2 separate regions of the Homo sapiens genome follow, and region 2 is linked to region 1. The links are chromatin loops, found by intact Hi-C in ENCODE. Cell type or tissue: heart right ventricle. All regions are shown on one strand. Links, peaks and the distances in the headings refer to the core of each region. The heading gives the core; the rest is flanking DNA.

Region 1 (15,836 bases), core at 3,692-11,691:
TGTTTTTGGAAAAAAGGAAAACAATAAAATAGGCAAACCCTAGCAAGATTTACCACTAAATAAGAAAAGATATATGGGTAAGTAATATTAAGAACAAAAGCTTGGTCAACACACAGGATCTTAAATATCTTGAATATCTGGATTTATGAGAGGTGGCATTACCAATTGATGGAGAAGGATATTATCAATATGAAAAAAGCCCCTAAATTTAAATGTCTACTTCATAGCATACACAAAGATCAAGTCCAGTTACATTAAAGACTAAGTATAAAAATCAAAATCCAAGCATTTTTTAGAATACATTTTAGTCAAGGCGCAAAAGCACAAGCCATACAGGAAAAGATTTGTACATTTTACTACATAAAACTTAAAGATGTTAAATGAAAACAACAACAACAGCAAACTCAATATAAACAAAGTTAAAAGACTGGGAACATATTGATTATAAAACAAAGTATGAGTTTTTAGAAAACACAAATAATGTCTACAAATTATTAAAAAATGGTTAAAAACTACTGAATAGAAAACTGAAAGTGCATAAGAACGGGAATCCATTTGGCCAATAAACATTTGACAAGATGCCTAACCCACAGATGGCGGAAACTGTCAGAGGGTTGTAATTACATCGTGCTGGTTTTGTATGAGAAATTGGTAACTCTCAAACACTGCTGGTGGGAATATAGTTGGGGCAACCCCTTTGGAGAGTAATTCAGCATTGTTTAGTGATGTGAGATGTGTCCATTTAGGTCACCCTCAAGCAGCAGTTCTCAAACTTTAGCTTGATTCAGCATCACCCGGAGGGCTTGTTAAAGCATGTATTGCTAGACCCCACTCCTAGAGTTTCTGGTTCAGTAGGTCCGAGGAAGGAGTGGATTTGCATTTCCAACATGTTCCCAGGTGATGCTGCTGCTGCAGGCGACCACACTTTGAGAACCACTCCTTTAGACAGCCTTTTGCAGATGCGCACAATAAGACGAGTCATGAGAATGTTTATTGTGAGGAATAGTAGAAAATTAGACACATCTTCAATGCCTATTAATGAGAGAATGAATAAGTATACAGTTTTAAAAAATACAACAGAAGATACATGGAAATTAAAATGAATGAGCTAGAGCTGCAAGTATCAACATAAAAATATTAAAAACAACGCTCTAAGAAGAAAGCAAATTGCAAAGTGTAGAGGTTAATCCACTATGCCTATTTTAAAATATGCAAAATAAAATAAAATAATGTTCATGGATGACAAATAGTATGAATCATTTGTGAGCATGATAAATACTGAATTTACCATATTGGTTAATTTTGAGGAGGAGGGGAGGGTGCAAGGGTGATGGGACTGAAAACAAACAGAAGGCCTCAACTGTATCTACATTTTTATCTGTCTATCATCGATTTATCTATCTATCTTCACCATTATAATCATGATCATCATCATCTATTAATATATATATGTCTTTGTTTCTCTCAGTCTATCAATCATATTTTTACAAAAAAAGGATGTGGAATAATTATTGCCAAAAGTTAATAATTGATAAAGCTGGATAGCAGTAAACATTATATTATGTTCCTTCTTGTGTATAAAGTTGATTATTTCATGATAAAAATACAATGAAAAGAAATGCCTGCAAAAAATACTGTGCCAGACTCTGTTTCTGAATGCTGTTAAGGCTGAAAAACAACATGTTGAGATTGAGCCTCTACTGTGGAATGAGATTTATATATGATCTTGTAGACCTCATCATCATCATCATAATATATTAAAATTGGAAGTACAGTGAATGATTTCAAATCTCTTCTCAGAGGGGTGGTGAAGGTTCTTGGCTTTTTGTTCTAGTCTGTGTTCTTCCTTTGCCAGTGTTGGTTCTGTAGCCCCACTTCCTTTGCCAGTGGGGTTCTGTAGCCCCAACATTGGAGGTTGGGATATTTGATTCCTCGGGCAAGAGGAAAATAATAGGAATATGATCATTCAAAGCCTCTTTTATTACTTTCACACACACAGGAGAATTCTGCCTTTAATTGCTCAGTTTCTGAACTTTTGTGATGTGAAACTGGGACAACAGATAGAGTGGCAAAACTCAAGGAGCTATCAAGGCTGTACTGGTTTACACTGTAAAGCCAGAAAGACATAGTGTTCCAGAAAGGAGAGGAGAAAGGCAGGAACCAGTGGGGCCTGGGCTGGAGAGCAGAGGTTTGGAGTTTGCCTCTATTTCCTTTGTTCTCCAGGTGGCTGTTTCCCTCTGAATGTCCTTGGCCTGAAGACATGGTGTTCTTCCTAGTTGCTTTTGATCAGCCTTACATGTGAATGCAGAAGAGGATTTTTTAATTTTTAAATTTTTTTTATTTTTTAGATTTGCAGAGTGAGAGTCATTGACAGATTGGGTCAGAGCTGCAAAGAGGTTTTTCCATTGAGTGGGAATGCAGATACGGCACGGTTCAACATCCTTCCTGCCTAGAGCAGCCTGAAGTGTCGTGGTATAATGATCTTATGTCTACTGTCAGGTGGACAAAGCCCTCAACTTTGTTTCCTTATTTATCTCTAAGTACATCCTTGTCATGTAGTTTTATTTTCCTAATTTTAGAAAGGTAGCAGGTCTATGAAGAGGCTTATGTAGGATTCAAGTCCAAGTGTTAAAGCAAACTAAATATGGCCTGAGAAGGACTCTGTACTTCTATAGCTGAGTCCTCGTGGATGAGCTGTAACCTAGCGTAATAGATTACAGTGGAACAACAATTATATACAATTTTGTAGACCTCATCATCATAATATATAAAATTGAAAACCTAACTTACTAGTGTGCACCTGTAACAATAGCTGCGTGTTGGCTAATCCTAGCGGCCATACTTCAACCACTCACAGACTGTTGAATATTACTGCCTTCAAATAAGGCAAACGTCCAGCTGTAACCAATCTCACTGTTTCTCACTTCCGATTTCTGTATATCACTTTACCTTTTTTGTCTATACATTTGTTCTGATCACGAGGCACCCCTAGAGTCTCTGTGAATCTGCTGTGATTCTGGGGGCTACCCAATCCACGAATTGTTCATTGCTCAACTAAACTCCTTTAAATTTAATTCAGCTAAAGTTTTTCTTTTATCACAAGTCTGTGATGTTTTACACTGAGCAGTACTGCACTAGGCTTTTTGGGAATGCAGAAAATATAAGACATGGCCCTGTGGTAAAAGATCTTTATTGTTTAGTTGGGAAGACAAGATATTTGCACCTGATACATTAAGGCTGGACCCAAGTCATACAAAATCAAAGAAAATGATCCTATGCGTTGAAGATGTGTTAAAGAACAAGTCATCTATATTGCCTTTGGGCTTTGCCAGCTTTGGTCCAGCTGCCTTCTGTGATCAAACACAGTGGATACTCACCATCCTTGATGTTCTTTTTGCTTTATATTGAAATAACACTGTATTTCCCTTTTGGAGAAAACAATTGCCCAGCCTGTAAACAATCATCAAATGCCCCAGATTAACTCTTTGAAAGGAAGGCAATTTGGCACAGCAACATTCAGGTTAAAAGTGACCCTAAGTCACAGCCTCTATGGAATTGTGAGCTCCTTAAGGGTTGAAGCTGGTACTTCACATCTATATTGCACAGAGCCTGGCCCAGAGTGGCTACTCAGTAATGTCTGGTGTTATCATTGCAGATTATTTTCCAGAAGTGGGGGATAGGGGGCAGGTAGGTGGATGGTGATATCTGACCCACTCTATTGAGGAAGGCCTCACTGCATCTGTGATAAATCTGAACTCTATAGATTTCGTGTCACCATATTCTAGAGTAGTTTGGAGTCAGAGACCTTGGCAAAGAGTCTAGCTGTCACGGAATCTTCCCTGGTTGGCCCCTCATCCTCCACTCTGAGGCATCCGTCGTCCTAATCTACAGATTTGGAACTCCCACGTAGCTTCTGCATACCCTCTGGGACAAAGTTTTTCATAATTTATTATTTTCTTTTCTTTGTTGTCTGAGAGCTTTAAACCTCCATGGAGAAATGGTCCCATGGGTCACCCCTGGGAGAGTTACAGGCACATACGTGGAGTATGAGGCATCTTATAGCCAGCTACAATTCTTGTTACTTCTCTTTCCAGTTCAGCCAGTGGCAGATCTGTGCCCTCTACCTTTGGTTCAGAGAAACTGTGCTCCTTGAATTTGGGGTCTCTGTTCTTCAGTGGGATTCAATAACCTGTCCTGGCCACCAGTTCCAAGGTTCTGGGCATGCTTGGCCTTGGTGTTTCACCCAGAGAAGACACTAGGAAACTAGAGAAGCAGTGGGAGGCAGGTACGTGGCTCCTCTAGAGGCCTATATCCAAAGAGCATGCAAGGCGTGGTGTATGGAAGGAATGTTATCAATCAAATGGATACCAAATCTAGAGGTATGATTCCTGACTTTGGTATAGCCCAATCTTTTCTTCAGAGTTTTCCCAGTTTGTAATCTCATTTTTTGTTGTTCAAAACCTCTTTTTTTTTTTTAAAAAAAATTATTTATTTTATTTATTTTTGAGTCAGAGTCTCATTCTGTCACCCAGGCTGGAGTGCAGTGGTGTGATATCGGCTCACTGCAACCTCCACCTCCTGGGTTCAAGCAATTCTGCCTCAGCCTCCTGAGTAGCTGGGATTACCATGTGTATGCCATCATGCCTGGCTAGTTTTGGTATTTTTAGTAGAGACAGGGTTTCACCATGTTGGCCAGGCTGGTCTCGAACTCCTGACCTCAAGTGATCCACCCACCTCGGCCTCCCAAAGTGCTGGGGTTACAGGTATGAGCCACCACACCCGGCCCAAAAGCTCTTTTACAGAGTCATTGTGGTTTTAAATATCAATTCAGTTTTCAAGTGAGAAAATGGAGGCACACAGAATTCAACTGATTTGCTTAAGCTCTTATAGAGTAGGGGTGCCGAGGGACTTTGTGGGGTTTTAGTTCTCCTTCATCTCCATCTGCCTCCTCAAGCCACCTCAAACCTACAATCTAAACAAAATCAATTTGCTTTTGTTATTCCAGGGCAGCTTCATGACCATTCCCAGAGTCCCACCAGATGGCCATTCCCATGCTGTCCCTTTATTGAAATTCTGTGGTCATCGCATAGTCCATAAGCAATAGAAGCAAAAGAGTAAGCAGGTTTTACCAGAGTGTACCTTTAAAGTTTCAAAGAACCCGCACATCCACTATCTCATCAATTCACAGAATGTTCTGAGAGACAACAAGAATAGATATTATTGCTGCCTAGAGATTAAGAGCTAGAAGCTCAGAAAGCTTGATTCTCACCTTGGTTCCTGTCTGCTATAGTGGACTCTCTGGCTTGGTTTGGGTCTGGGGTCTCTGTCACATATATGGCTGGAGAAGCCTCCCACTTATTTTCTTATACCTCAGTTTCCCATTTGTTCCCATCATAGGCAGACTATATGTCAGTAGCTTTGAGGAACAGATTGTATCTGCTCAGTATTGAAGTCCTGGAATAATGAGAGAAGCGCCCAGTTAATTGATCAGATTTTATTTTAGGAATATCACCCTCCCTGGGGAGGTGGTATGATGGAAAGATGGTGGGCTCTGGAGTCAGACTGGGCTGGATTCTCATCTGGACTCTGTCACTTACTAGCTGGTTGAAGCAGGGATTTTGAGAGCCCCACATACTAGGTCCTTTCCTCTTCCCAGCTACCTGGCAACTAAGCAAACCTAGGGCTTGGTGGAACAGAGTTTGAAAACAGCTGATAGAGTACAGCTTTCCGGGAAATTTAGAATTAAATTCTGTAGCTAAGAAAAAGAAATTATATGTAGAAATCAATTCAATTTGCCTCCCACCCAAGGCCATGAGAGCAGGCTGCTCCAGATATACAAGACATCATTCCTGCAGGCATTGTCAGTCTTGTAGTCCGTTGACAGTAATTGCATGGACAACACCCAAATTGATTGACTTTTCTGTAAGTATTGTTGAACTTCCTTTTCCTTAAATTTCCTTAAAAACAGGTAGCTAGAAATGGAAAGGAAACTAAGTACGCTGCCAACGTACAATCAGGAGCATGCAGCCACCCTTTTATTACATCAGTATATATTTATTGCATGTAGACTACATGTCAGTGACTTTGGCATTAGCAACACAGTAATGAACAAACAAACAAAGGCACTATCTTCAAGGAGCTTCCTTTTGTGTGTGTGTGTGTGTGTGTGTGCGTGATGTTATAGACAAACAAATAAATATCTACCAGATGGCAATGAAGCTGTGACCCAAAAAATCAAACTGAGAAGAGGGTCAGAGAGTGAAAGGAACTGCGTTTTCAGATAGGTGGTCAGAAAGGGCCTCTCTGTTAAGGTGGCCCTTGTGCAGGGAATTGAAGAAGTGCAGGAGGATGCCACACAGAGATGGTAGAGGGAGCGAAAGGAGCAAAGGCCCTAACTTTCCCTTAATGATGTCTCCTTCCATCTTTAGTCCAGCCCAGCAATGTACATGTTATCCTTCCCGTTTGAAGATGAAGACACTGAGGCTCAGAAAGATCAAACGCCTTTCCCAAACTCACAGCTACGGCCTGACGGAGGTAGGGTCAAATGCAGCTCCACTGATTTCAGAGACGGTGCTGTTAACACAGGGGGCTGTCTGCATGTTGGAAAGTGAGATGTGCTGTTGCTGTCACGTTGCAGTGGGAGTGGGGAAGCAGGCTGTGATGAGCTAGACCCAAGAGGAATCAGAGAGCAGGTCTCCGGGCTTCATCCTGGGCATCTCCTAGCCCCGCTGTCTGTCTCATAACACCCACCCACTGCGCCTGCTCACCTCGGTTTGTTGGCTGTTTTTTTTTGAAATCATTTCCTGGATCTTAGTAAGTTTATTTTCCAGTTCCTTTCACTTTTTGGGACTAGGCCCCCAGATGCCAGGTGGAGAGAACTGAAAGAGGGAGAAATCCAGCGTTTCTCACCAGGCTTGTCACGTAGCTACACAAGCAAATAGCTACAGGAACCAAGTTTCAATTTTCGTGCATGGGCCTCAAACTGTTTTTCCATATTTGTTAGGGAAAATCTTGGCCAGGGAGCACCGTCTTTTGAGGACACCAAATTGGGCCAAGTTCCTGTGCGGCCTTTCTCCTTATTTAGTGATTGCCCCGTGTGACCCTCTCCTCTCTGGCTGACCTCTTTTTTCCTGCATGGCACTTGGTGGATAAAGTTCCCTGAACCTTGGAGAGGAAGCGGATGCTGTTAATAGCCCTGGGAGTGTGACTGTGCTTTGCAGCTCACTGGAGCCTGTGGGATATTCCTCCAGCCTTGGCGGGGCTCCGAGCTGCAGGGAAATTAACCTCAGAGTCAGGGCAGGGAGCCAGGGTTGCAGGCACGTTGTCATTGGGTGAAATGAGATGGCAGAGGAAAATGGCACGGTGTGGAGGCTTTTTTTGTCAGAAGCTCTGGGGTTTGGCTCTTCTCTGTGCCATGTAGTTCTTTGATCTTGCCCAAGTTTACTTACTGTCTCTCTGAGCCTTCAGTGATTTCAATTGCGTGAAAACCAAGACAAATAACACCTCTATATCAAGAATAGTTCATAGGATCATAGTACAATATTGTGGGGATTAAGCCAGATGGTATCAGCCCATCAGAATCTAGCCCATGGGAGGGGCTCCGTAAATGACCCTTTCTTTTTGAGACGGAGTCTTGCCCTGTCGCCAGGCTGGAGTGCAGTGGCGCGATCTCAGCTCACTGCAACCTCCGCCTCCCGGGTTCAAGAGATTCTCCTGCCTCAGCCTCCTGAGTAGCTGGGGTGCCCGCCGTGCTACTATAGGGTGTGTCCTACAGGCGCACGCCACCATGACCAGCTACTTTTTGTATTTTTGGTAGAGACGGGGTTTCACCGTGTTGGCCAGGATGGTCTTGATTTCTTGACCTTGTGATCCGCCCGCTCAGCCTCCCAAGGTGTTGGGATTGCAGGCGTGAGCCACTGCGCCCGGCCTCCTTTCTCCCTTTTTGGAGAGAAGCTCATCTTCCTACCAACACATGACCCGAAGACGTGTTGGGGCAGGGGGGAAGAGGAGTAGAATTTGGATGCTCTGGAACTCTCGCTCAGAAAGAGTTTCTCATTAGACTTGTCTCTGATGACTTCAATGATTCCATCAGATATTCATTCCGTTGGGTTAGGCATTGCCTCCCATCTAGGTTGCTTTCATTTGATTTCAGTTAGAAGGTGGTGGAGCTGAGATTTGAAGGCATCAGGTGGTCTAATGCCTGAATGTAGCCTTAACCACTGTGCTCTCCTGACTCTCTCCGTGGACCTCACAACCTCTTCTAACAATTCCTCTGGGCATATTACCTACTTCCACCTGTCTCTCCCCTGGCTTGCTGGGGTGCCTCCCCCTCCCTCTACTGCACTTGGTTTTGTCAGTTAAGGATTGCCTTCTTTCCACCGTCCCCCACCCTCAGTGTGATTTAATTGGGAAATTGTTTCTTGATCTTACCTGTCCTGTCTTCCTTGTATGCCAACTTCACTGCCCCCTACTTTGTTCTACCAGACACATTGCAATTAGCTCATCACATCTCTGTTCTAACCCTTGAGTACTTCTCTATCTTTCCTAAAAGACACAGTTCTTAAAAGGCAGGACTTGCAACTCATTTTGGGTTAGAGGCCTGATGCCTGGTACCATGCCTAGAACTCAGGGTCTCCTTGATGAATGCTTGAATGAGGAACTGGCAGGCATAGAACTGTGAGTAAACCACTTCACTGAGTTAACAAATTAATAGGTTCAAAAATTTCCAGGAGTTAGATAGTTGTGAAATTCTGTCTCTCAACCTTTTTATTTTTTCCCAACTTTTATATTCAATGGTACATGTGCAGGCTTGTTAAAAATATGGAACATGGCTGGGCATGGTGGCTCATGCCTGTAATCCCAGCACTGTGGGAGGTCGAGGTGAGTGGATCATTTGAGGTCAGGAGTTCGAGACCAGCCTGGCCAATATGGTGAAACCGTGTCTCTATTAAAAATACAAAAATTAGCTGGATATGGTGATGCGTGCCTGAAATCCCAGCTACTTGGGAGGCTGAGGGAGGAGAATCACTTGAACCTAGGAGGCGGAGGTTGCAGTGAGCCGAGATTGCACCACTGCACTCCAGCCTGGGCAACAAAGCAAGACTCTGTAACCAAAAAAAAAAAAAAAAAAAAAAAAAAGATATGGAATGCTTCACAAATTTGTGTGTCATTCTTGTTCAGGGGCCATGCTAATCTTCTCCGTGTCATTCCAATTTTAGTATATATGATGCCGAAGTGAGTACTATCTTAATCTTTTTAATGAATCAGTGTGAATTAATATACACTAGAGAAAGAAGTAATGAGACATTTAAAAATTATTTTATTCTTTTAACTCTTTGAATGTTGTTCTCCATATATCAATCCAATCTATTTGACAACTTGAATTCATTTCTTGAGTCTCTCAAAGAATGCAATTTGGTGTCAGGCAGTAGAGGAAGAACTGATGGCGATTCAAGCATTTTTCTAGAATCATTCAGTTTAGATTTTGGGTTTCTGATTTGGAATTCAAGAAAAGCTTCCCTTGCAGTTTGTTAATTAGCATTAGGGTAGGGGGAGCAGTAAGGACTCACTGGGCTTCTGTGCAGGTGCAATTGCCCACGCATGCCCAACCAAACCCTGGGTATCAGTTGTCCCCCGTCTCCCATTTCTCTGCAGAACAAGAGACAACAGATAATTTGAGGACAGTTTGGCTGCTTGGTGGTGGCAGAGGTGGTATGTGTGTCCATAAAGTAGGGTAACTACTGCTTGACACAGTAAAGTGGTGTTCTTTTTCGCTCATGTAACAGTCCTGTGTGAGTCTAGGGCAGGGATTGGCAAATTACAGCCCATGGTCCAAATCCAGCTTGTAGCCTGTTTGTGTATGGACCATGAGCTAAGAAAGGGTTTTACGTTTTAAAGAGTTGCAAAAACAAACAAAATAAACCCACAGAGAAGAATATGTGGCGGAAACTGCCTGTGGCTCATAAAGCTTAAACTATTTAAATCTGATCCTTTACAGAAAATATTGGGTAATCCCTGCTCCAGGAAGAAGTGAGTCGTTTTCTTCAGGGATCTAGGATCCTGCCAGCTGTTGGCTCTATGATGGGGAAAGAGATAGTGGGGAAACTGCTCCTGCTTCTTAAAAAAATCTCAGCCCACAGGTGAAATGCCTCATTGCCTAGATGCAAGGGGATAAAAAGCCGTCGGCTGTCCCTCTCTCCTTCTCTCTTATATCCTACTTCTTTACCCCTCCTTCAGCTTTTGAGAAACAAGAGCAGATCCTTTCAATGTAGCTAATCTGGGCCTGATACAAAGGCCACAGGTTCTGGCACTCTCTCTCTAAGCCATGGATCAGAGAGCTGAAAGTATTAAAAAATAATACCTGCTCTGTACCAGGCCCCAGGGTGGATGTCGGGGGGGCATCTGTACCAGGCCCCAGGGTGGATGCTGGGGCACCTGCTCTGTACCAGGCCCTGAGATAGATGCTTGTGGCCCTTGCTTTGTACCAGGCCCTGGGGCAGATGGTGGGAGAATCTGCTCTGTGCCAGGCCCCATGGTGATGCTGGAGAAACCTGGTCTGTACCAGGCCCCAGGGTGGATGCTGGGGGCACCTGCTCTGCATCAGGCCTCAGGATGGATGTTGGGGGTACCTGCTTTGTACCAGACCCTGGGGTAGATGCTGGGGGCATCTGTACCCTCCACCGTGGTTCCTAGGTCAGAGCAGGTGCCCTCTGCATTTGTTTGCTTGACCTGCATACAAGTTTGGAGGAATGAGATAAGGAAAAAGCCTTCCTAGTGAAGACAGGACTATCAAACCTGAGTCACAGATGAAAGGACAGGTAAGATTTAGAAAAATAGTAAGAATTTATAGATGACACAAGAGAGCTAGTAAATTGCAGACCCAGGGCTTGATCCCAGAGCTGTTTGACTCTAAATCTCATCCTCTCCATGACTATGAAAAATAATGAATTTTTCAGAGAATTTGACTGTGAAACTGTCTAACACCGTAAGTCAAGTCAAACTTCTAGAGCATCTGTGTGCAGTATCTCCACTGGGAAGGGTGATCATTGTTTGGAGGCTGCTACATTGTAAGTGAGGTTGCAAACGAGATAAATGGGTGGAAATTGCATCCTGAAATTTCCTTGAGCCAACAGAAGCATGAAGTGTCTGGGGCTGCAATGCAATTATGTGAGAGGAAGCCAATGTTTATAGACTTCCCACTGTGGGGATGTTAGGCATGGCGAAGACGCACGCAGAAATCTGAAAACTTTGGACTTGTTTATTTCTGATTTTTTATCTCTACATGCTTTCATTGCCAGGAATTCTGAAGCCAGAAGGAACTTGCTAATTATTTATAGGGGAAAGAGCAAGGGCTTTAGACCTTGGCAAACCTGGATTCAAATTCCAGTTCAGGAATCTGTGACTGTAGCAAAACACTATTTCTTTTTCTCCAAAGGGTCAGAAATAGTGAATAATTTGCCCAAGTTACACAACTAGGGTATAACTGCTTTATTTATGTTACTGCATAACAAAGCAGCCTAAAACTTAGTGGTTTAAACAGCAATCAGTTATTTAGCTCACAGATTTTTAATTTGGGGAGGGCTCAGAAGGGAAGGCTGGTGTCAGCTTGGCCAGCTCAACTGGGGGCTGAATGATCTATTTCTCAGACAGCTTATTCATCCGGCTGGTACGCTGCTGCTGGCTGTCAGTGGAAGCTTGGCCAGGCTGAGGCCTGAGGGACTTAGTTCCTCTCCACCTAGGCCTTTCCACAGGCTGGATAGGCTTCCTCACACTACTGTCACTGGGTTTCAAGAAGCAAGAAGAGGAAACTGGGGTTTCCAAGTCCCGGGCCTGGAACCTGGCACAGCATCACTTCCCCCTTATTCTGTTGTTAAGCAGTCACAGAACCCAGATTCAATGGGAATAGCCATAGACCTCACTTTTGGATGGGAAGAGTGTTCAAGAATTTGGGGCTGTATTTTAAAACTGGCACAAAAATGGAGATATTATATTTTCTCATTTAATTCTAAAATGAGATAGGAAGTAATCTCTTTGGAACTCTTGTATTATCTGTTTTTTAAAAAATGGGATTATTTAGTGATTCACTCATGGTCACATATTTCAAGTTGATATTGGAGCTTAAATTCAAACCCAGTGTGGATTCAAACCCAATTATGTTGATTCTATCTCTTAATAGTCATATTCAGTCTCCTACTGGCATTTCTGCAGTTAAAGTCACCATCACTCCATGCTATACTTGCAACAACCTCCTAACCCAGCCTTCCTGCCTCCTCCTTTTTTTTTTTTTTTTGACATTAAGTCTTGCTCTGTTGCCCAGGCTAGAGTGCAGTGGCATAATCTCAGCTCACTGCAACCTCTGCCTCCTGGATTCAAGTGATTCTCCTGCCTCAGCCTCTTGAGTAGCTGGGATTACAGGTGCCCACCACCACGCTGGGCTAACTTTTGTACTTTTAATAGAGACAGGGTTTCACAATGTTGGCCAGGCTGATCTTGAACACCCAACCTCAGGTGAGCTGCCTGCCTTAGACTCCCAAAGTGCTGGGATTACACATATGAGCCACCGGGCCCGGCCTCTGGCTCTTATCTTGTTCCCCTCCAAACCTGCCCCTTCTAAGGGGTAAAAAGAATAGCATTGCTTCTCTGCTTATAATTCTTAAAGTCTCCCTGTGACCTTTAGACTGAAGCTCAGCTTTTTCCTTTCCCTTAATTTGGTTGCTAGCCCTTCATGGTGTCCCAGCCTACTCCTCAGGCTCAGAAACAGTCATTTTCTCTCTGTATCTTATTCCAGGAGATGTCAACATGTAGATTTCCCCCTTGACATTTATTGACTCAAACATGATGCTAAGTGCTTTACAGGAATTATCTAACTTACATTTTCACAACAAATCTGTTAGGTTCTCTTTTATTTGAATCTAGGTATGCTTGCTTGGGAAATCAAGCTCTTGAACTCCATGGTAAACTGTCTCTACTTGAAGTTTCCCCAATGCACAATCTCCTCTCTGATGTCTGGAATTTTATACTTGTGATGTCTTCTCTCTATCTCTACCTTTTGTCTCACTAACTTATACTTCCTTTTCAGGTTCAGCTATAGACAGTCTTCCCTCCAGGAAGATTTCTCAAGACTGGTTGAGCTTCCCTGATATTTCTGCTCATAGTATCCTGCCTTATTCTTAGCCAGTGCATTTCATTTTGTACTAATATTATTTGTTTTCTCATGTCCCTCATGAACTGTGAATTCTTTGAGGGTAAGAACAGTGTGTTGACATCATGTTTCTCTTCTGAAGTGAAAGGCATTTTAGTACAACATCCTCCAACCTCACAGGTTCTCTTTGAGCTCTCATTGTCTATGAGGCTATGAGTTTGCTGAGCTCTCACTGCCACATATGCAACCATATACCAAAAACTGGACCCAGGTAACTGAATTTGTCATGATGGGCTTTGCTGGCATCCATGAAGCACACCTCCTCTTCTTCATACTCTTCCTCACCATGTACCTGTTCACCTTGGTGGAGAATTTGGCCATCATTTTAGTGGTGGGTTTGGACCACCGACTACGGAGACCCATGTATTTCTTCCTGACACACTTGTCCTGCCTTGAAATCTGGTACACTTCTGTTACAGTGCCCAAGATGCTGGCTGGTTTTATTGGGGTGGATGGTGGCAAGAATATCTCTTATGCTGATTGCCTATCCCAGCTCTTCATCTTCACCTTTCTTGGGGCAACTGAGTGTTTCCTACTGGCTGCCATGGCCTATGATCGTTATGTGGCCATTTGTATGCCTCTCCACTATGGGGCTTTTGTGTCCTGGGGCACCTGCATCCGTCTGGCAGCTGCCTGTTGGCTGGTAGGTTTCCTCACACCCATCTTGCCAATCTACCTCTTGTCTCAGCTAACATTTTATGGCCCAAATGTCATTGACCATTTCTCCTGTGATGCCTCACCCTTGCTAGCCTTGTCGTGCTCAGATGTCACTTGGAAGGAGACTGTGGATTTCCTGGTGTCTCTGGCTGTGCTACTGGCCTCCTCTATGGTCATTGCTGTGTCCTATGGCAACATCGTCTGGACACTGCTGCACATCCGCTCAGCTGCTGAGCGCTGGAAGGCCTTCTCTACCTGTGCAGCTCACCTGACTGTGGTGAGCCTCTTCTATGGCACTCTTTTCTTTATGTATGTCCAGACCAAGGTGACCTCCTCCATCAACTTCAACAAGGTGGTATCTGTCTTCTACTCTGTTGTCACGCCCATGCTCAATCCTCTCATCTACAGTCTTAGGAACAAGGAAGTGAAGGGAGCTCTGGGTCGAGTCTTTTCTCTCAACTTTTGGAAGGGACAGTGAGGAGGCAGGTGGGAACCCAGTTTCCTTGCCTTGGATATTTAAAAACAGGTTAGTCAATAACATTTAAGCTGAGACCAAATCAAGAATGCAGTTCCATTTATAACAGCCACAAAAAATACAATACCTAGGAATACAACTAACCAAGGAAGTGAAAGATATTTATAAGGGGAACCACAAAACACTGCTAAAAGAAATCAGAGATGACACAAACAAATGAAAAAACATCCCATGCTCACAGATTGGAAGAATCAATATCATTAAAATGGTCACACTGCCCAAAGCAATCCGCAGATTCAATGCTATTCCTATCAAACTATCAATGTCATTTTTCACAGAATTAGAAAAAACAATTCTAAAATTCATATGAAAGCAAAAAAGGAGCCCAAATTGCCAAAGCAATCCTAAGCAAAAAAAACCAAAAAAATAAATCTGGAGGCATTATATTATCTGACTTAAAACTATACTATAAGGCTACAGTAACCAAAACAGCATGGTGCTAGTACAGAAACAGACACATAGACCAATGGGACAGAATAGAAAACCCAGAAATAAAACTGTACATTGCTACCAACTGATCTTTGAAAAAGCTGACAAAAATAAGCAATGGAGAAAAGATTCCCTACTCAATAAATGGTGCTGGGAAAACTGGCTAGCCATATGCAGAAGACTGAAACTGAACCTCTACTTATCACCATATTCAAAAATTAAGATGGATTAAAGACTTAAATATAAGACCTCAAACTATAAAAAAATCCTGGAAGAAGACCTAGGAAATACCCTTCTGGACATTGGTCTTGGGAAAGAATTTATTACTAAGTTCTCAAAAGCAATTGCAATGAAAACAAAAATTAACAAGTGGGACTTAATTAAATAGCTTCTGCACAGTAAAATAAACTGTTGACATGACAAACAGGTAAACTACCAAATAAAAGAAAATATTCGCAAACTATGCATCTGACAAAGGTTTAATATCCAGAATCTATAAGGGACTTAAATCAACAAGAAAAAAACAATTAATCCCATTAAAAAGTGGGTAGAGGACATGAACAGACACTTATCAAAAGAAGATATCCAAGTTGTAAACAACCATATGAAAAAATTCTCATCATCACTAACCATCAGAGAAGTGCAAATGAAAACATAATGAGATATCATCTCATGCCAGTTAGAATGGCTATTATCAAAGAGTCAAAAAATAACAGATGTTGGAGAGGTTGCAGAGAAAAGGGAATGCTTATGCACTGTTGGTGAGAGTGCAAATTAGTTCAGCCACATGGAAAGCAGTTTGAAGATTTCTCAAAGAATGAAAAATAGAACTGCTATTCAAGCCAGCAATCCCATTACTAGGTATATACTCAAAGTAAAATAATCGTTCTATCAAAATGACACATGCACTTGTATGTTCATCATGACACTATTTGCAATAACAAAGAGATGGAATCAGTCTAGGTGTCTATCAATGGTAGATTGGATAAAGAAAATGCAATACATATACACCAT
Region 2 (15,836 bases), core at 4,815-12,814, 150 kb after region 1:
GGAACTGTGTGTCCATTAAACTTTTTTTCTTTATAAATTACCCGGTCTTAGGTATGTCTTTATCAGCAGCATGAAAATGGACTAATATACATTAAAAATCTATTTAGAAGTTCAATTAGTTCCTTTATTCCATGATGTATCAAGCCCACACTTAAAGAAAAGCATGTGACAAGTAATCACTGCTTTCTGAATTATGGAGGTCAAACAAGGGCTATAAGGAACATGGAATATTGAGGGGTGGTGGTTTTGGGACTCATTGATGGGAAACTAGCACTTAGAATATTATTTGACTGAAATTGATCTTTGGAAATCCTAGATAGTAATAGATTTTCAGATGTGTCTATGATTATTTTGTGGGACTGTCAACCCTTGCTTTATGACACCATCACAACTCTCAAGATGTCTGGCAGAAGCTGGTGACTGCATATTGTAGAGGGTTTGACAAATGTAATCCAATGTATACACTTCACCTGCTCACTCTCCTTTTGTGCCTTCATCTATAGGTTTCACTCTCTGTGACCTCCATTGCTGCTGACCCTGAATTGGGTGATAGCTTCCTCCAGCAGCTGCTGATTTTTCACTTTGCTCTGTATATGATTCTGACCAGACTAGTTTTGATCCTGTTCTCTGACTTGTTCATCAGCAAGGCCATCTAAACACCTGCAAATCAGGTCTCTAGGCAAAGATTCCTCAACCTTTTTCTACCTTTGCCTCATGCAGAACTGCAGTTCGGTTGATTGTTGAGACTACAGCTTTGATCTATGTGTGCAGCAGTAGGCAAGTCCCTTACAGGGGAGAGGGCCGTGACCATGTTTTAGACTGTAGTGAACACCAGGCTGACCATTCCAATTTTATAGCCTGAGGAAAAAAAGGCAAAGGAGGCCCTGAGGAAAGGTCTTAATAAAGCCAAGTTGTTCTAATTACCTTCATAGCTCTGCAAAACATTCAACAACCTCCTCTGTTGTACTAACCATCTGGGCTCTCATTATCATTTGCAGGTGTTCATGCAAACTAGGCATGGAACCAGGCCCCCAGAGGTAGAGAATTTTCCAGCCAGAAGTTTTCCATAAAGTCCAGCTCTAGGGGAAGCAATGTAAGACAGAGGCTGAATATCAACAAAGAATTTCCATATTTTAATGGGGGAAAATATTGATAAATACTTGAAATTCCCTTATGTAATGACAGCGACAGGGAAGGCTAACATCCTTAGAACATTAACATTGAGCAAAATGGGATGAAAAGCTAATGAGGAGACAATTGCATAACAGATTTATGAGTACTGCCATCCAGACAAAGAATGCTTTGTTGTCTCTGAGGATATTTCCTGTATTTCCTTATATGATTAAAAATGTTATATTTTGTTTGAATGATTTGTAATTTTGTCCTTGAGTGAGAAATTATATGTGAAATGCATGGCATATTCCCTGGCACTCAGTGGGCACAGGGATGTTGGCTATTCCTGTGGTCATCACAATTATTATTAGTGTGTTCTATATTCATTAAAATCTAGACAGAAAGTTTTATAGCAATCTTAAAGTAACGGTTGTTATAAACTCTACGATGTCATTGAATGTGTGTAGATTCAGACCAGGAAGCAGAAGAATGATTAAATTTGGGAACTGTATGGGAAACACCATCCTGATTACTAACTATCAGGGTACATTAGTGAAGAGTGTTTTTATTTCCTCCCTTTATTTACTATTCTCCATGCCTTTTTGAGGTTGGTATTATTATTGCCAATTTGTAGATGAGGAAGTCAAAATACCAAGAGATTTTACATATTTCCCAAGATCCCTGGCTCCAGAAAGTGATGGAGCCAGGACTCAAACGCAGGCAATCTGACCCAGAACTCATACTTGTAAGATTTTTTTTAAAAAAATGTTGTGGGTACATAGTAGGTGTATATATTTATGGGGTACATGAGATATTTTGATACAGCCATGCAATGCATAATAATCACGTCAGGGTAAATGGGGTATCCATCATCTCAGCCATTTATTCTTTGTGTTACAAACAATCAAAGTATACTGTTTTAATTATTTTAAAATGTACAATTAAATTATTAGTGACTGTAGTCACCCTGTTGTGCTATCACATACTAGGTCTATTCATTCTATTATTTTGTACCCATTAACTATCCCTACTTTCCCCATATGCCCCAATACTTTTATCCAAAAATTATAATGATTTCTGTCTAGTAAACTATAAGTGGTAAAAAAAATTACTGGTTGGAAGGGACAAATAAAAAAATAAAAGCTGTTTACATTTAGGATTAAAGTACTCTTGGGTATGAAAAAATCATAATGGTCATGGTATTTTCTTTATTTTATTTTATTTTATTATTATTATACTTTAAGTTCTAGGGTACATGTGCACTATGTGCAGGTTTGTTACATATGTATACATGTGCCATGTTGGTGTACTGCACCCATTAACTCGTCATTTAGCATTAGATATAGCTCCTAATGCTATCCCTCCCCCCTCCCCCCACCCCACAACAGTCCCCAGTGTGTGATGTTCCCCTTCCTGTGTCCATGTGTTCTCGTTGTTCAATTCCCACCTATGAGTGAGAACATGCAGTGTTTGGTTTTTTGTCCTTGTGATAGTTTGCTGAGAATGATGATTTCCAGTTTCATCCATGTCCCTACAAAGGACATGAACTCATCATTTTTTATGGCTGCATAGTATTCCATGGTGTATATGTGCCACATTTTCTTAATCCAGTCTATCATTGTTGGACATTTGGGTTGGTTCCAAGTCTTTGCTATTGTGAATAGTGTCATGGTATTTTCTAAGAGCCACAGGGAACTCTGAGCTGAGAGCTTCTTCCTGGCCCCCTGAACCCCACCCCCTCAGCCAAAGGAGCAGATTCCTAACAAGTCATATTTTCTATCCCAGGTTGGGAGGGCATAGCAACATTTTACCAGGAGGGTTTCAGAATTGCTGTGGACCCACTGTTGCCATGTGCCTGCCGTTCTTCCTGTTTTCTAGTGGGAGCATTTATTGTGGTTATTCTGCCTGTTCACCAATACATTTTGGGTATTTGTGGGCAGACATATGACTTGTCTTTGTAGTTCATAATTCTGTAAACCAAGGGAAGCTGCACCTGGACCTGATGGAGATCATAAGATCCTAGACTTTGATCTTGATGTAATTTGTTGAAGTTTACAGGTCGGGGTTTGGGCAGCTTAGGGTGATGAAGAGTATATTTTGTATGTGATTTGAGAGGGTAGAATAAGAGTATTTATGGACAATAGGAATATTGGATCATTGTTCATAAAATAAACTTCACTCCTCTCCAACTGTGAGTAGGATAAACTCCCCTGCTCAGGGATGTTGAGCTTGACTATGTGGCTTGCTTTGTCTTGTGGGACATGAGTAGACCCGATGCAAGCAAAGACTTAAAATGTGCTTGTGTAATGGGGCTTTGTCTGCTTGTGATTCTGCCATTTTTAGAGGCATATGCCCTGCATAGCTTGCTGACCCAAATATGAAGAGAGACACATGAAACAGATTGTGAATCAAGCTGCAGCTTGGTCAAGTTAGCCGAGCCCAAGCCCAGCCTAAATAAGCTAAATCCTGTCTGGCCACAGACCTATGAGTGTGAGAATAAATGCTCATTGTTGTGTGCTACAACCTGGGGTGCTTATTACAACACAAGAGCTAACTAAGTACCCCATGGTCAAATACTTTTGAGAATTGTTGCATAATATACAGTTCATTTTGGAGATTTATAAAGGATATTATCATACTAAAATCTTCAAAAAATTTTCTAGTAAAGATAGTTGTTTAACTTCATTTAACCCAGCTTCTCAGACTTCTTTTAGCATTGAATCCTTATCTAGTATGTTAGAAGTTAAAAAAAAATAAAGTTTACTGCTGTTTGACTTAATTTTTCTCTATTAGAGAAAATTTTTCCCTTTGTTGAGGAAAGTATCTTAAAGGATATCTTCATAATGAAATTTAAGGACTTTCAGTGCAAGGTCTAAATTGAAACTCTTTAGAGCTTAAAGATTTAAGGCCAGGCGCAGTGGCTCATGCTTGTAATCTCAGAAATTTGGGAGGCTGAGGCAGGCAGATTACTTGAGCCCAGGAGTTCAAGACCAGCCTGGACAACACAGTGAAATCACGACTCTACTAGAAATAAAAACATTAGCTGGGCATGGTGGTGCACCCCTGTAATCCCAGCTACTAGGGTGGCTGAGGCATGAGAATTGCTTGAACCTGGGAGGCAGAGGTTGCAGTGACCTGAAATCACGCGACTGCACTCCAGCCTGGGCGACAGAGTGAGACTCTGTCTCAAAAAAAAAAAAAAAAAAAAAAGGAGATTTAGATTATTACGCACAACAATATATAAAAATTTTTAGCCTCTCAGTGGATTGGGTAGGATAGGGATTTGGAAGATTTTGGAACTGGGAAAAGAGAAATACAAACAAAAGATTTTCTCAGTGGAGAAAGCAGTGGAGTCAGATGGTAGCGGACAGTCTCAAGGTCAGGAGCAATGTCACTCACTGTCCCTGGAGTATCCCTTGGGCTCTCCTGCCCATATATGTGCTGACCCCCTTTCCTAAAGAGTTTTGCCCATCATTCTCCCACTCTCTCTTCTGTCCGAACTGACAAAGTCCACCTCCTCTGCGAAGCCCTCCCCAGTTTACCCTACCTGTAAGTAATCTTGCCCTAGTAACTTACCTGCTTCTTGATTGTTTACTACTATCCCCATAGTAGAGGGAATAGTATTCCCATAATACTACTATTCCCATAGTACTGTACCTACTCCTTGCTTAGGAGTTTAGTACTTGTTATCTTATAGAATGGATAAGAATCTCACCTATTAGGCTGCATGTTCCTCATAGGTAGGCATTGTGGTTTTTTTTTGTTTCATTTCACATCTCTTGCTCTCTTTTAGAACTCTTAGCACAGCGACGAGTCAATGTACCACATGGTTCCATTTTCTCTTGGTTATCATAATTGTCAAAGAGGGCAATTATTCTGTTTTTCCTTATCTTCCTTTTTTTTTTTGAATTGAGACATGTCAAAATTCAATGACTCAACAAAATGCCTATGAATTTGTGGCTAAAACAATACTATTGTGTCAAAGATGTAGAGAGCTGGCAAAAGCTATGCCAATAAGACAAACTTGCCAATTTCTCCTCTGAGCAACATCCCAGGCTTTTGTTTTCTCCATGTGTTCATTTGCATTTAAAGAAAAAAAAAGGGAAAGATTTTAATGAGGCACTTGACTCCCAGAGAGGGCAAACAGAAGACATGATGTGTCTTGCTGAGGTTTCTGTGTAGGGTACCCAGTTGGCCCTCCTGGGTAATGTGGAGCAAAGTCCTGTGCTTCCAAAGCACTCTTCTTCCAGATATGGCCACAGTGGTGAAGGTGGCAATGGGCATAACTTCTGACATTGTTCTGATGGAAGAAATTAAAGTTAGATACATCTAACTCCTCAAAGGACCATGCAGAACTAGGATTCAGGCCTTTTAAACCCCACTCAGTGGGTGCATGGCAGGGCTTTGAGAACCGTGACTGGGAAGAAAGTCTTTTCTCCTCCTATGTAGGTGCCTAGTGAGAAACCTACATGTGCAATAATTGCCTTTCCTTAGAGAACACTTTAGCCATTGATTGGAGACCTCAGAGCTTTTGTAGCAATTATTAGTGTCTTCTCCAAAGAGATTTGTGTTGGAGCTGGGAGCCCACAGGAAGAGGCTGTTCCCCAATCTCTGCTGTCCCTGCCTGGAATTGAACAAAAACCAGTGAAGAGTGCAACCTAATCAGATTTTGCAGATCTGGAAACACAAAGAATAAAACGGTGTCTTTGGCGGAAAAGAAGTGGCTAGAAGGATCTTGAGGATGGTAGGGTCCAGGGACTGACTTTCAGGCAGTGAAGTTATTATTGTCCCCATATTGATGCACACATTGTGTGTGCATGTGTGTGAGGAATGTAGGAGGGAAGAGGACACTGTGGCTCCAGGAGATTTGCTTAGCATTATAACTGAGCAAGTCTGGGAGGGCAACAAGAACCACCCAGACTTCCTGATGCTCAGCAGAATACTTTTGCCCCTACACCCTTAGGATTTCTCCAAGCAGTGGGTGAGAAATGACCTTTTAGACATTAAGGAAAAATAGTGGACAAAGAGAGAAGAGGACCTGCCAGGTAAAGATGTGGAATTCAGGTGAAGAAACTGACCTGGTTTTCTTGGTTCCTGCTCCATTCAGATCACCAGATCCAATTTCCTTTAATTATCATTTTTTTCCCAATAGGTCAGTCTGACACAATCATAGCTGCCAAAGTCTTATGCTTTAAAGGTGATCCAATGTCCTTTCTATCCTGTTGCACTACAACTCTGCCAAAGAACTTACTGTTAGCTCAAAAGCCTCTATCAGTCTTCAGATATTAATAGACTGCAGAGCTGGTATTTATGTTTGTTTAATTAATGATGGACACCTTCTGAGTAGAGGCTGTTGGAATAATCAGGTGATGCAGTAAAATCTTGCTATAAACTAAACAGAGATTCTGTGTACAGTTTTGTTTCTAATGGCCGTTCCACCACTTCTGAGCTGTGCAGCCTTGGGAATGATACTTAAGCCCTTTCTTTCTTGGTTTCTTTATCCGTAAAATGAGGATAAGAAAAGTTCCTACCTCATGTAGTGGTTGTGGGGATTAAATGAGTTAATATATAAATAATTTAGAATAGTGTTTATCTGTTTTCTATTATTAAGGACAATATCAGTTCTTATAAAAGCATTTTTGGTAAATGAAGAGGCTCTAATGAAGGTAACAGCTTTCTGCTAAGTAAGCACATTGTTAGGTTGAGGAAAAAAGTATAAACCCAAGAATGGCTTATGGGCTTCGTGACTGTTGATCAATTTTAGTGAGTTCTTAGACTTCGGGCATTTTCTGTTTTTAAACACTTTCACAAAAATAAAAGTAATTCATTGAACATGTGTATAGCACATTTCCCTTTGCAAGGTGCCTCATATATTATTTGGTAACTTTATTCCATGAGAAAATATTAAACCTTTACCATGTGCTGAGCTCCAGGAGCACGTGCTCTGACCAGGGAAGGCAGACAGGAGAGAACTTTCCTGTAGAAAGTGCGATCTGGGTTGAGGTTTGAAGGTAGGGTAAGAGTTGGCTAGGACTTGGAGGATGCAAAAGAGGTGTTCTAGGCAGAAGGGGTTTGTCCTGTTGAAAGTGCAGAGATGTAGGAGAACCTGGGGGAGATTAGAGAAGCTGCCAATAATTCAATACGTCTGGAGAGAAGCGTGAGAGGGTGAAGTGTGGCTGTGGGTATCAGGATTTAGAAGCAAGAAAGGAACATGAAGAAATAAGCAGAGGAGATCTCACAGAGGCATTTCCAACATGTGGAGGAGTCAAAATATTATCCCATCCCAGATTACAGTAATCTATTGCATATTTCAAAATAGAGGCAAATAATTTGCGTATTTCGAACTTTAAAAAGACAAATATTTAAGGTGGTGGACATCTAGTTACTCTGATTTGATCTTTACAAATTATATGGATGCGTTAAATTATCACAAGGACTCTCCAAAAATATCCTTTCCATGATGGGCACCGTGGCATGATTTTTAACAGGGGAATCAGATGTGATCAAATTAATGTCTTAGAATTATCACTCTGACCACAGTGAGGAGGAAGAATTTGGAAGAAGCAAATATATAGACAAGGAGAATAATTAGTTCCACGGATGTTGTTCTAATCCAGGTGACAGTTGGAGAGGATTTGATATCAGGGAGGAGTTGTGGTCACGGAGAAAAAGGGATAGAGTCCTGACACGGATATTACAATGGTAGGCAAGAGACCATGTGTCAACACTTGGTGGAGCAATAAGGAAGTTTCGGCTCAGAATGGCTATCTGGCTTGCAGAGCTCACACAGCTACTTAGCAATAGAGGTGCGAGAATGTGCACCCCTGTTCTGAGAATGTTTACCTGTATCTGTTTTGTCAACATGCTAAGATGACTCTATGCCACAGGACTTCGTTGATGGCAGGAGCTAAGATCAGTCATCTCTGAAGCCCTACATCACACCTGACATATTTTATATGTATATATTATATATATATTTATATATTATATATATTATATATTTATATATTATATATTTATATATAATATATATTTACATATAATATACATAATATATATTTTATATATTATAGAGAGAGAGAGAGAAAGAAAGAAAGAGAGAGAGAGAGAGAGAGAGAGACAGGCTCTCACTCTGTTGCCCAGGCTGGAGTGCAGTGGTGCCATCTCGGCTCACTGCCAAGATGGGAGCTTTGACCTCCCAGGCTCAAATGATTCTTGTGCCTCTCTCCCGAGTAGCTGGGATTACAGGTGCTCACCACCATGCATGGCTAATTTTTTTTGCATTTTTAGTAGAGATGGGGTTTCACCATGTTGGCCAGGCTGGTCTCGAACTCCTGGGCTCAAGTGATCCCACTGCCTCGCTTCCAAAGTGCTGATATTACAGGTGTGAGCCACAGCACCTGGCACACCTGGCATATTTTGTCCACAGTACATTTTCAATAAATGTGAACTACAAATACAGGTAAATCCTATTTGCACCTTCCTAACTTGCTTCCCATTCTACATGTCTCAGGGACCACTGGTGTCATGGCAGAGATGAACCTCACCTTGGTGACCGAGTTCCTCCTTATTGCATTCACTGAATATCCTGAATGGGCACTCCCTCTCTTCCTCTTGTTTTTATTTATGTATCTCATCACCGTATTGGGGAACTTAGAGATGATTATTCTGATCCTCATGGATCACCAGCTCCACGCTCCAATGTATTTCCTTCTGAGTCACCTCGCTTTCATGGACGTCTGCTACTCATCTATCACTGTCCCCCAGATGCTGGCAGTGCTGCTGGAGCATGGGGCAGCTTTATCTTACACACGCTGTGCTGCTCAGTTCTTTCTGTTCACCTTCTTTGGTTCCATCGACTGCTACCTCTTGGCCCTCATGGCCTATGACCGCTACTTGGCTGTGTGCCAGCCCCTGCTTTATGTCACCATCCTGACACAGCAGGCCCGCTTGAGTCTTGTGGCTGGGGCTTACGTTGCTGGTCTCATCAGTGCCTTGGTGCGGACAGTCTCAGCCTTCACTCTCTCCTTCTGTGGAACCAGTGAGATTGACTTTATTTTCTGTGACCTCCCTCCTCTGTTAAAGTTGACCTGTGGGGAGAGCTACACTCAAGAAGTGCTGATTATTATGTTTGCCATTTTTGTCATCCCTGCTTCCATGGTGGTGATCTTGGTGTCCTACCTGTTTATCATCGTGGCCATCATGGGGATCCCTGCTGGAAGCCAGGCCAAGACCTTCTCCACCTGCACCTCCCACCTCACTGCTGTGTCACTCTTCTTTGGTACCCTCATCTTCATGTACTTGAGAGGTAACTCAGATCAGTCTTCGGAGAAGAATCGGGTAGTGTCTGTGCTTTACACAGAGGTCATCCCCATGTTGAATCCCCTCATCTACAGCCTGAGGAACAAGGAAGTGAAGGAGGCCCTGAGAAAAATTCTCAATAGAGCCAAGTTGTCCTAACCATCTCCAAACTTGGAAAATCCCGAGAACCACCTACTCTGTAGTGTCAGAATTCTGGACGCTCATTATTTATAGCATGCTCAATGTTTAAATGAATATATTATGGTACTAGGTATAAAAAAGAACCAGAACTTTTAGCTCCAGGGAGAGGAAGGAAGACAAGGAAAAGTCAACCTGAAAAGAGATTGGAGTGGGAGTTTTGATTCCCAGGACAAGTGACAAAAGGATTTGAAATTAAAGCCTGTGCAATCCAAATATGGCACACTTCACCTGTCTGTGATTATAAGAGTAATTTTTTTTGCAAAATTTTTAATGAAAGATTTTCATCATATAGAAATGTTAAAAATAATATGTAGGAAGTTTCCTATACTCAGTACTGAGATTGTGTAATTGCTAATATTTGCTGTCTTTACTTGGTTACATAGATGTAATCTATCCGTGAGTTTATTCATCAATCAATTCACTCATCAAACCACCTTTTTTTGATTCATTTCAAGGTGAGTTCCGGACATCAGCATTAGTACCCTTTACTTCTATGCACTTCAGAATTATATCATCAATTAGGATTCAATATTTAGATTACATTTATTTTTAATGATCAAACTATGGTCGTTTGATGATCCAATTAGCAAAGCTGACCCTACTCAAGGTATGCCTTAATATTCTGGTAGTAGTTCTCAAGAAGGCCTCACACAAACTTTTAACAATGCCTACAATAACATGTCTGTCAATTGCTATCACCTCTGGATATATGCCCTGTTCTTTTTCTTCCTACCTATTACAGTTCTCTCTCGTCATATGGCATGACTAAAAATCCACTTAGCAAAGTTATACCATTCCCACTGCCCATAATGGCGTCTTCAGTGTCTGTATCATAGACATTGACTCTCTGTGTTCTGAAAGCTTTTTCCTTCAGGGAGGCAGAACATTGCTGCATTCCACATGGCGATAGGCAGGAGGGTGGTCCTCGCCTATCCTGGGTCCCTGCACTCTGCAGCAGCTCAGCCTGCATCCAAAGCCTCACAAAATCTGTCTGTTCTTAATCTTTACTTCTCTAATCACAGGGGACTTGTCTCAATCAAACCCAAGGCACTGGAAGAGAGCAGGCCCCATCTATTAATTTTTTTTCATTTAAACAAATTTTTATACCTGGAACTCAAACTTCTTTTCCTGTCTCCTGGATTACTAAAAAAAAAAAAAAAAAAAAAAATCCAAAACCAAAACAACAACAACAAAAAATCCAGGGTACCCTGTATGTGATTGATATAAACAATTGTGGAAAGGGAAAGGTGGGGAGAGGGTGACGGTATCTTACAAACCTAGGATGATTTTAAACTCAGCCAGACAAAAATGCTGTGTGAAACACAGAATTCCAGTTACAAGACTTTAAATGGGAAGAAGATATGTGAAAGGTGGGAGACTCAGCATGCAGGTAGCCAAAGGATATTCAATGGAAGGTGGCTTATAGTAAAATAAAACACATCTGAATCTTTAAAGACATTATATTTATTCTAGAAGACAGAATATTTTAAAGTACATATTGTAATTTTCACAAGAAATATTTTATCCCTTTAATAGTGTTTTGTCTGGTTGTGAAAACCCAGGCTTAAAATTTATAGCTTTACTAAGGGGGATGATTAATAAATAGTATATGTGTCAATTGTGTTACAGGTTGTGTAAAAAATGTTAAAGAAATGTTGGAAAGCTTGAATCAGTGATATGAAATTCCCTCCTGGTTGTGTCTGTGTGAATAAAAGCAGTATACTAAGGAATTATTTGCTGTCTTAGAATCTACCAGAAGTCAGGAAGTACACGATGAATGGAAAGGGGCTACTAAGAGAATAAGTTGCCAGGTAGAAGAAAAAAAATGAATGCCTCCTTCTGATTAAATTCTAAACAAGTATCTGCAGATTTATGTTCAAGAAGGAAGGGCTAAGTGAAAAGGCTGTAGGAACTAGTGGTCATGAAACCCCATGTTGTATACGGAACATCATCTACTTTTTAGTCTATAAATAGAGCTCAGGAAAAGTTAAAAAATGCTTTCCATTTAGGTATGGAAGATGAGTCGGGGTTCAATTATGACATTTTTAAGAAAAGTTGACAATAGGGAAGTTACCTGATTGTAAATAGGTGTGAATATTTCCTTACATTCTGCTATACCTTGTGTTGAACTCATCCAAATAAAAAACCTGTGGTTCTTTTTGTTCAGTTATTTTAATTCTGGAATGGAAATCCTACCATTTTTGACAACATGGATTAACCTAGAGGACGTTATGCTAAGTTAAATAAGCAAGTCACAGAAGGACAAATATTGCATGATTTATATATGAGGTGTCCAAAAATATTATGCTGGTGCAAAAGGAATTGCAGTTTTTGCCATTACTTTCAATGGCAAAACCACAATACCTTTTCACCAACCTAAGTCAAGCTCATAGAAGCAGAGAGTTGCATGGTGATTGCCTCAGCTGGGGAGAGGAAGAAATAGGGGAATTGTTCAATCAGCATAAAGTTTCAGTTATGCAAGATGAATAAGTTCTGGCCACCTGTTGTACAACATAATATCTATAGTTAACAATATATTGAATACTTTAAAACATGTTAAAAGGATAGATCTCATGCTAAATAGTCTTACCACCAAAAGACCAATCAAGCAACCAAACCAAAAATCACAAACCCAGAAAACAACAAAAAAGAAAACCCACAAAAGAACATTAGAAAATTTTTGGAGGTGACAGATATATGATATGTGTATGTCCAAACTCACCAAAATGTATATTAAATAACTGTATTTTTTTTGCATAGCAATTATACCTCAATAAAGCTTGAAAAAATCTGCTTTTGGAAATCTGCTTAAGGGAAATCCAGGTTACTCAAACCAGGAAACACCATCTACTGGGATGTTTTGAATGTGGCTATAGTACCTAAAAGGAGAATAACAAGGTCTTCCGAAGAGAAACCTTGGACATCCAGCTCACAAGGGAATAGCAATGGTAGCATCCATCTGCATCCTGCCTGGTCTCACACCAGGCGCTCAGGCCAGCTCCTCCCATTACCTTTCTCAAGTGTCTGCCAACACAGGGTGCCCTTCAAGCAGACCTTCACTATCAGGGGCCAGGTCCTCAGGAGCTGTCAAAGAAGGGACTTGTTGGTAGCATGACCTTTCTAGTGGGCTTCAGGAGGGCCTCCCACCATTTTCTGCCCCAAACATGAATGAGATATTCTGGGGACCACACTACTTGGTACAAGATGGGGAGAAGAAAAGCCACAGCTCTTACCTGGTAAGTGCGAGTTGGCAGATATTACTTTATTTTGGTTGCAGTGGATATGAGCAATATAGCACGATTTTTGAGTAGCCAAGAACGACCTGAGTCCATCTTAAATCCCTATTTTTTGTTTAAATTTCCTTTGCTTTAAATTAGTTGGCCTGACCTTTTCTTGGAGACTATAGGATATGATAGGAAATGTTGGGTGGTGATGGTCCCTGATCAGCTGAGTGTCCTTCCATAAAACAACTTCCTTGTTCTGTATCTCAATTTCTCCATCTGAAAAATGGGGGAGCAGGTTGATTAAGAGAATTATGAGTCCCTCTGTGGTCTCAGATTCTTTCTATCTAGGCTTTAGCCCTGTTAAATTTTAAATTATTTGAGAAGAGATTTCACATAAAGCATTGGCAGTCATCTCCTTCAGAGGGAGATGTCTGAGACCTGTCTCAGAGCATGGGTTACGATGGAGAGAGAGAGCACTTGAGAACCTGGAAACTGAGAATTATGGGAATGGCTAAGGCCAAGGAAGATGGAGTGTCCAGAGACAAACTTTCTGCATCTTACATTGGCCCTAGACGTCAGGCTTAAGCTTAAAAAATTATCAAGCAGCCATTGTCTTCCCAATGCCTTGTTCATGGCAGATAGGATGTAAACAGAAACTGTTTAGACTCTAGTGGCCGACATGCTTTTCACTCTGCCACCTGTTGCCTCCCTCAGCCACTGCTCAGCCAACATCTCTGTGGGGTTCCCTGAAGCACAGGTGCAGTGGGAATTTCTCTGATTCTTCTTACCATTGTGTGGTAAAAATCTGTTCTTTTGTGTTCACAGAACAGCATTCTCTCTTATCTGGGAAATGCTCCATTCTTTACTCTAACCATATGGGTCACGCAAGTACTCTATCTCCCTGTAGATCTCATCTTTCTGGTCTTCACTGACTGGAAACTGATTGACATTGGGCCAATCCTGGTACCCCATTTTTTTGCCACATAACATCTGGGTTCTTCCTTGGGATTTTTTCAAAGTTGGAACCTAAAAACGTGACTTTTCATCTTCTTTATGGCAAAAAAGCTAGAACATGTGAATAGTAGAAACAACTAGTGGGTATTTTTTTCTACTTTGTTGAAGAAAAGAACATTGAGTCAGAAACAATTATGGACAATAGAGAAATTCTTGGTGTCATGGGAGTTGTTCATCACAGTTGTGCTTGAGACTTAGCTGCATCCCTTCCTGCCCTCACCTTGTTTTGAGAATCATGTAGTGAATTCATCTATGGGTTCAAGCCATGTTACCTGCTGGGCAGAAACCCAGGGACTGTAAGTCATTCTTTCTTAGGGATTTCATTCTCCACATCTGTAAAATGAGAAGATGCACTGGATTCCAGAGTTCTTTCTGGCTTCATCATTCTGGAAAATTCAGACATAAAGGCTCTGAAAACACTTAGAGAAAACTTATAAGGGAAGCAATGGAGGACACTTACCTCAGGATTGCACACCTCTGAGAGGATTTGGAGGAAGCACAGATATGCATAGAAATGAATTAAGATTAATGCACTTAATTATTTGGTCATCTTTATTTGAGGCCCCTTCTATATTTAAGAGCAATAAGCGACCACTGGGTAAAGTGCTGATTAACAAGTTTGGCATTAAAAAGTCACAGACTGGGAATCAAATTAACTACTGATGTAATCATTAAACATCTTCCTATTTGGAAGCCTCAGCCTGTTCATCTGTCGATTGAAAAGCCTGGGTTATTTGACCTCTAATTTCCCCTTCAGTTCCAGCATCTTATGAGAGCCTAAAAAAAATTCCACAGTTCTACAATATGTAAAGTGAGGGCAGGGATAGCAATGATGAATTGAGAGGGGAATGTTTGCAGTAGGATAAGTCCTTCCAAAGTCCTTCTAAAGCAAATTTATAGGCACTAGGTGTTCCTCAGCCTTGAATTGGCATGAGATCCACCTAAGTCTGGATGGAGAAAGATCGTGAAGATGAATTTCAGGGCAAGAGCTGAAGATATGTTCTCCTTACATACTTCCTGGTTCCTCCAGGCCACAAGTCATGACTTCTTGGCTATAAGAAACACTTAAAGTAGTTCAAGAAAAGATCTTTTTGGAAGAAGAGAGGATTATCCCTTGAAATAAAGTCATCTTGGGTCTTTTTCTGGTCCAATCGGCTATGGCTAGAAAGGTAAGGCCAGCCCTTCACCAGTGGCCATGGTGATACTTCGTAGAAGGAGCGAGGGCCTGGTCAAGTGCCCCAAGAATTTTCTACCACAATCTATTCACTTTGAGACTTAGGTGTCATCTGTTAGCTGAGTTCCCTTCTTTCTGAAAAGCTAGAAGCTACATAGCTAGAAGGTACAGACATAGAAGGAAGAACCCCTCAATTATTCCCAAATGTGGAATTCAGCGACATCTTCATGAGAGTTTGCAATATACTACAGGAATTAGGAGTGCACCTTCTGGAGACAGACCACTTGGGTTAAACTCTAGCTCTACCACTTACTGTGGGACTATTGGTGGTCCACTTCAACAATCTGTGCTAAATTTTCTCATCTCCTTAAAATGAAGATAATAATGGTACCTCATTCATGGAATTGTTTTGTGGATTAAATGAATCTATCTATCTGTCTATCTATCTATCTATCTATCTATCTATCATCTATCATCTATCTCTATCATCTATTTTCTATCATCTACCTATTTATTATCTATCATCCATTTATCATCTATCAGCTGTCTACCTAATCATATATCTATGAATCTATCTATCTACTATCAACTATATCTATCATCTGATTTATCATCATCTATCATCTCTTAGAAGAGTGAATTGGCATACAGTAAGCAGCTAAGTTGGTCTTTGCTGTTGGATTTTCCTGTGGGATTTTCCTTTCCAAATTCTGCTCAGATCTATAGCTCTTAGAAAAAAAATCTCTAAACCTCTTTTACTTCAGCTTTATAGGCTCTAATACTCACAATATATGAAATTTTTATCTATA

What was found. Hi-C counts contacts between places; a loop is a spot of excess contacts. Peaks named below come from ENCODE experiments on the same cell type or tissue, not always from the same donor. Only the 100,000 strongest peaks of a DNase experiment are listed, where the experiment ranks them.
Region 2: a loop joins it to region 1, with 2.6 times the contacts of the local background. A loop is called at or near these places in 3 of 110 quality-filtered maps.

Annotation. Positions count from the first base shown.
Region 1 is chr11:58,017,571-58,033,406 of GRCh38, forward strand. OR9Q1 (olfactory receptor family 9 subfamily Q member 1) reads left to right here and starts at 6,311. Exons shown (of 3, transcript NM_001005212.4): 1 at 6,311-6,534. LOC107984331 (a long non-coding RNA gene) reads right to left here and starts at 6,849. Exons shown (of 3, transcript XR_001748218.1): 1 at 6,517-6,849; 2 at 5,270-5,454; 3 at 451-1,032. It overlaps OR6Q1 (olfactory receptor family 6 subfamily Q member 1), which reads left to right and starts at 13,383. Exons shown (of 1, transcript NM_001005186.2): 1 at 13,383-14,336. The coding sequence starts at 13,383. The coding sequence ends at 14,336. It also overlaps the pseudogene RNU6-899P. In heart right ventricle, for the core only: no CTCF peak of the experiment used is centred there; a DNase peak (open chromatin) is centred at 7,251; H3K27ac peaks cover 5,912 bases.
Region 2 is chr11:58,170,805-58,186,640 of GRCh38, forward strand. It overlaps OR9Q1 (olfactory receptor family 9 subfamily Q member 1), which reads left to right. Exons shown (of 3, transcript NM_001005212.4): 3 at 8,627-10,812. The coding sequence starts at 8,641. The coding sequence ends at 9,573. It also overlaps the pseudogene OR5BL1P. Among named protein-coding and RNA genes, the nearest start is that of OR9Q2, 10 kb to the right of the region's middle. In heart right ventricle, for the core only: no CTCF peak of the experiment used is centred there; a DNase peak (open chromatin) is centred at 9,020.